Regions from separate parts of the Mus musculus genome. Here region 1 is linked to region 2. A link is a loop called in an ENCODE intact Hi-C map of the cell type or tissue named here. Cell type or tissue: heart. All regions are shown on one strand. Links, peaks and the distances in the headings refer to the core of each region. The heading gives the core; the rest is flanking DNA. Region 1 holds the start of Rtel1 (regulator of telomere elongation helicase 1). Region 2 holds the start of Helz2 (helicase with zinc finger 2, transcriptional coactivator).

The links. Peaks named below come from ENCODE experiments on the same cell type or tissue, not always from the same donor. Only the 100,000 strongest peaks of a DNase experiment are listed, where the experiment ranks them.
Region 1: a loop joins it to region 2, with 2.1 times the contacts of the local background. A loop is called at or near these places in 1 of 42 quality-filtered maps.

What each region holds. Positions count from the first base shown.
Region 1 is chr2:181,318,440-181,321,346 of GRCm38, forward strand. It overlaps Rtel1 (regulator of telomere elongation helicase 1), which reads left to right and starts at 1,285. Exons shown (of 34, transcript NM_001001882.3): 1 at 1,285-1,417; 2 at 2,367-2,618. The coding sequence starts at 2,517. In heart, for the core only: a CTCF peak has its summit at 1,208; a DNase peak (open chromatin) is centred at 1,362; H3K4me3 peaks cover 1,712 bases; H3K27ac peaks cover 1,288 bases.
Region 2 is chr2:181,240,488-181,243,394 of GRCm38, forward strand. Helz2 (helicase with zinc finger 2, transcriptional coactivator) reads right to left here and starts at 1,540. Exons shown (of 19, transcript NM_183162.2): 1 at 1,479-1,540; 2 at 1-584. The coding sequence starts at 511. In heart, for the core only: no CTCF peak of the experiment used is centred there; a DNase peak (open chromatin) is centred at 1,524; H3K4me3 peaks cover 1,228 bases; H3K27ac peaks cover 846 bases.

The DNA of each region.
Region 1 (2,907 bases), core at 93-2,592, 78 kb after region 2:
TTGTCATAACTGCATAAAATCTTCTTCCCTAAGAAGAGTCCCTTCTCTGTCTGGTACCCCTCACTCTTTTCCTTCCTTTCCTGGGGAATTCCAATTTCTGGGGGGTCCATTGTTTAAATGGCCTGATAGTCAAAAGGAAGATCATATGCATCTCTTAGAATATATTCATTCCTTCCAGGATAGTTTCATTATAAGCTGGGCATGCTGCCTCAAAGCAACTACCTATGTGCTGTGAACTAGACTTGTCTTGATGTGAACCCAAGCAGCAGATGAATCAGCTCATGTCTCAGCTTCACTAGTAGCCCAGAAAGTTTTGCCTGGAATTGGTGCCATCCCAGTGTGTGTGGCCTCCTTCATCTTCAAATTCCCAATAAGAGATGAGGGTCTGAAGGAAATCTATAGGTTTGTCAGGGTGTTCTGTAAGTATGATCTCACATGCACAAGTATGGGCATTTCTGTGGGAAACTACCTGGGTATTAAAGAGAAGCTCTGAAACAAGTATCTATTAGTAGTGGAGAGCCAGCCACTGAAATGTCAATTTCTTTCTAATACCTATTGGGATTGCCTGAAATAAACAAACACCTCTGATGTCAGCACCGCCCTGAAGGACTTTGCAGCTCTCTCTTCCCTGGAGCTCCTTGTTGACTGTCAGCTAGTGCTAGGTGCTAGAGATTTAGAGGAACTCACCTGACAGCTAGCAGACACTGATTGGAAAATAAGCTGGACCCTGGGTGAGAGAGGAGGCAGTGAGAACTCTTAATGTGGGGTGGGGGTCTAGGTAAGATGCAGCCATTTGGATTTTATATACTCCAGCTGTGAAAAGATGCCTTTTGTGACTTGAGGTCAGTAACCACAAGAAAGCTTTAGATTTGTTTAGTTGTGCGGACAATGTAAGTGGCCTGGCCAAATGAACTAGTAGATTCCAGAAGATGGAGCTTATAATGCAAAAGTGGGGATGAGTGTCCGGGCGTGCACGCCTTTCATCCCAGCACTTGGAAGAGGCAGGTCAACCTGGTCTACAGAGTGAGCTCTAGGGCAATCAAGGCTACAGAGAGAAAACCTGTTTCGAAACAAACAAGCAAAAAGAGTGGGAGACAAGCGAGACTCTAGACGATATTAAGTGCTTTGGATAGAATACAGAGATGAGGCCAGGTCCACTGCACGAAGCCCCACCCCCCAGCCCCCAGCCCCCTGGCGTCCAGAGGCGAGGGAACCTGCTGACTCAGAAGTCGCGGAACCCGGTTTCCGCCCGGGTGCAAAGTAGCGGACCGGAAGGGAGGAAACGGAAGTGTAGCATTTAGGCGTGGCTACACGGATCTGCCCGCGAAGTTCCAATCAGCGGACTGCGGAGCACGCGGGATCCGTGTCTTTACAGTTGTTTGATACCGGACTTTGAAAGGCAGCCCTACCGAGACAAGTGAGCTGGGAGTCGCTTGACAGTTTTATCTGAGTGGATAGAGGTCATAGATCACGCACTCGCTAGTTCTGAAGTGCCGCGGTGCATTCTGGGTCCCGGGCTCTTGCTGCCAGTGTCTAGCTAGAGGCGCCTCCCTGGGCTAGTTCCAAGACGGCGGATAGATTTTCGCCTGTCAGTAGACTTGGAGGTCTGGAGAAGTTTAGTGACTTGCGGAGGGCTGAACAGATCATGATTCTGTTTTGCTACCTTTGTTTGGTTGGTTTTGGTTTTGCGTGTCAGGATGTCACTGTGTATTCCTGGCTGTCCTGGAACTCGCTCTGCAGACCATGCTGGTCTCGAACTCAGAGATCCATCTGTTTTTTCCTCCTGAGTGCTGGGAACTAAGGCTGGAGCACCACGCCCTGCCTGTTTTACTACTTTATTTGCATTCGGGTGCACACCTGGACCGAATGATGCATGACCCCAATCTTAAGAGCATCAAAGGTTGGAGACATTCCACGCTTTTGTGTTCAGGTCCAGGCCACAAGGGGATGCTCCTAGGTTCTTAGTCACAGACTTTTTGAAGAGTTGCAGGTAGAGTGCTGAAAATGTGCTTGTTTTGATAACTACATTGGGTTTTTGCTTTGCTTTGCTTTTCAGTCTAGGATGGAATTGGGTGAGCCAGGGGATCATCTTTAGATCTCTAAGCTCCTTTTTATTTTTTGAGACAGGGTCTACATAGCCCTGGCTGTCCTGGAACTCCCTGGACATGCTGGCTTCGAACTTAAGAGATACCCCTGCCTCTGCCTCCTGAGAGCTGAGATTAAAGGCGTGTGCCACCATGATAGGCTCTAAGCACCTTTTGATAGGGAAATAACAGATTTTCTGACCCTACAAGGACAGCTTCCTAAAATGATTGGTGTAATGGTCTGTGGCTACAAAGGCTGATTTCTTCTTATCTGTGTTGTAGGGAATTCTTACAGAGGGAAACCTGATGCCACATGCTGCCAACACTTACCTGGAGTGGCTGAAACACTGAGATGATCAGAGGGGTTTGTCTCACAGACCCAGACAGCCTGCATCTTGGCCTACCACCGTGTCTTCCTCAGTATAGGCTGATATGCCCAGGGTAGTCCTGAATGGTGTGACAGTGGATTTTCCTTTCCAGCCCTACCCATGCCAACAGGAATATATGACCAAGGTGCTAGAATGTCTCCAGAAGGTAAAGCTACAAAGCTCAAGACAGTAATTTAGAGAGGGGGCAATGAGGGCATACCTTCAGCAAACCCCTACTGTAGCCCTACCCTCATCCATTCCAGACTGGGTTTGTCTGCATTCTTTGGTTGGAGACTATAACAAGTGAACAAAAGAGATAGTTATAGAGAGGGATAACTTTGAGAATGTATTGCTGTCCTTTCTGAGTAGGTGGTGTTTGTGCTGGGTCTATTTGATAAGGAATGGGCTTAGGAGGCACATTTCTATGCAGAGGAGCAGGAATACCCAGCTTTCAC
Region 2 (2,907 bases), core at 206-2,705:
AGCACGTGAAGCAGATGGCACAGAGTAGTTGGAAGTGGCCACCAAACTCTGCTCGGATGGTGTCAGCTGGGGTCTGCAGCCTATCTGGGGCTCTGGTGCCCTGCACAGCCTCTTTCAGTTTCAATCGGGGAAGGTTGTTCTTGAGCTCAAATGTCCAGACCAGTGCCTCCTCAGGGCTTCGGGCAAAGGTGCATCTATTCCAGTGACGCCTACAGCCCAACCCTGGCCTATAGTAGTGACAGACTTGATAGCGCATAGGCGTTGGGAAGCTAGGCCTGCGGCCCACCTTACGCCAGATCTTGCTCTCTGCTGCTTGCTTGAAGCGGGCCAGCAAGATCTCCCTGGGGCAGGTGTGCTCTACCTCACGCAGAATGTAGGTACTCTCATTGAGGCACTGGGTGCAGCGGGAGCAGCCCAGGTAAAGGTCTACCTTAGCACAGAGTCCGGCTAAGGATGGCCCGTTGGTGGCGGATGTGCTGGCCGACCTCAGACTGCAACCCACGGATGCCATCTCGGACAAAGGCCAGGTCCTTCAGGATTGTGAGCCAGGCTTCTGGGCAGCTGCTGTACTGAAACCGTCAGCCCTGGAGAGGTGATAGGACAAGAGAAGCAAGTCAGCCCAAGGTCAAGAAGGACCTACACCTCTGTCGGGTGTAGGACAGAGACTTCTGCCCAGTCTTGGCTTGTTGGGGGAACTCTAACTCAACCTTTCCTCCTGAAAGGCCTCTCCAAGTCCTGCCCAAGTGGCTGCTGGAAAAAAAAAAGAGTTGGGAGGCCTCAGAATCCTCCATCTGGTAACTCTGGGGCTCCTGGCCGTCTGAAGAGAGTACCCCCTTTCTTGAGACCTGCTAGTTGACTGCTGGGACTACTATAGCCCACCTGGACTTGGCAACAGGAGCCTCTGAAGGGGAGGACACAGCCTTGTAGAAATTCCGCTCTACCCAGGTTGGATAGCCCTCCTCAGAGCTCCCATAGAGATGCCAGAAGGAGAGGCAATGCCCAGAGCCCAGAGTCTTAGTTAGTACCACCACCCAGCAAGGATGGGCGAGAGAACAGCTAGCTCCCTGAAACACCTAGTCAGGTCATATCTCTCTCTCTCTCTCTCTCTCTCTCTCTCTCTCTCTCTCTCTCTCTCTCTCACTCATACATGCCAAGCAAATAATCTATTACTGACCTATACCCTAGCCCTCTAAACTTTCAAGGCAATCGTTGAGGTACAAAGATTATGTTTTAAATGGAAAGAATGAGCAACAGGCAAAGCCTGCAGTCCCTCCCTGCACTCCTCTGTGGAGTTTTCTAAGTCGTCAGAGCTAGAACCCCATACCCGGCAGCTGGAGAAGCAGGAAGAGGGGTCCATGGAGTTGTCCGATGCTAGGGTCTGTCTGAGGCCACTGATCTTGCCCATTTGCAGGCAAAGGGGTGGTCTTCACACCTCTCTAGGTGGCCCCTCCAGTCCCCAGCCACCACCCCATACTCACCCAGTGCACCAGCATCGACTTAAGAGTAGCGATCAGTTTCGTTTCTGCCCCTGGGGCGACTCAGAACTCTGACGACAGAGCACGGAAATTACCTCACTGCCCCCCCTGCCCCGCCCCTGCCCCGCCCTCAAGTGATAGCCTCCCTCCCAGACCTGGCGGAGCTCCCTGGCCCTAGGAAGATTTCCCCCACTCCCCACCTCCACAGTCCCCTTGAGGTCAACACAGCAGGATTTAACCTGGCCCTTTCCCGGTCCCTCCCCCTACTCATACTTAGACGTCTGTACTCTCTTGTGTGGGAACCGTAAGATGAGCCCCAGGGTAGATGGCTTTAGGATTAAAAAAAAAAAAAAAAAAGCCCCTATTTGGGAGTGGGAGAGCCTTTGCCTATAGAGCCTTGGGAAATTTACTCTGGGTGCTATAGCCAAAGGCTAGGGTCCTTGGGAGCAGGGCCAGACAGGCAAGGAACAGAGAACTCTATGCTGGGGCAGGACCTGTTCCTAAAAGGCACTAGACTTCTTCCTTGAAGCGCTAATAATTTTAGTCAATGCTGTGCCTGGCATGGCCCCCGTGGGGACAGAGTGACATGGTTCCTACCCTTGGAATAGGGTCCTGGTGTGAGCCTCCAGGAGTGTCAAATGGCTGCTGTGGGCATAAGGCAAGTTTGTATAATAATGTACATATTTCACATTCCTTCGAGGAATGTCCTCTCTGTTAACATTAATGACTCCAGGAGAATTAGAAACAGCAGAGTCCAGGAGTCGAGGATGTGGCTATGTCTCTGCAAAATGGTAAACACTGGAACCCTCAGGACAGCCCTTGAGGCTATGGGAAAGAGCTCTAAATACGGGAATTTGAAAATATATAATTTCTTAACTATCCAAAAATATAAGGATGCGATATGAATTATGAGGGGTTTCATGAATTTAAAGGAACAGAGACAGGTACACAATGAGCCAACTTGTCGCAAAGATACAAAAGCATAAGGCATGCAGGTTCCTGAGTTTAAGGTCAGCCTAGGACAGAGCAAGGTTAGACTCAGGCGTGATGGAAACGGTGCATGGTGGAAATAATTTCAGGGCAGGGTCCCAACAAACTAGCATGTCATCTAGGCTTAACTAAGGCAGACAGATCTCTGAATTCTTTTGCAATGTTAAGAGAAAATGTATGTTTGCTGTCTCTGAATCAAAAGGTTGGGGTCACAGGACGCTGATTAATAGGATAATCAAAAGAGCACCTGGAATAAATAAGTGAATTGATATGGAAATTTAAAAACTGGGCTTTTGGTCTGCATGAGATGAGCTAGCAGAATGGAATAGCAGTTCTTTGGAATTTTCTCTAGTGATGGTTAAGCTACCTGGAGATCTCTGGAGAGCAAAAAGAGCTCTTCAAGAGGTTTTTCTTAACAGGATTTCTGACTTGGTCTGAAGAT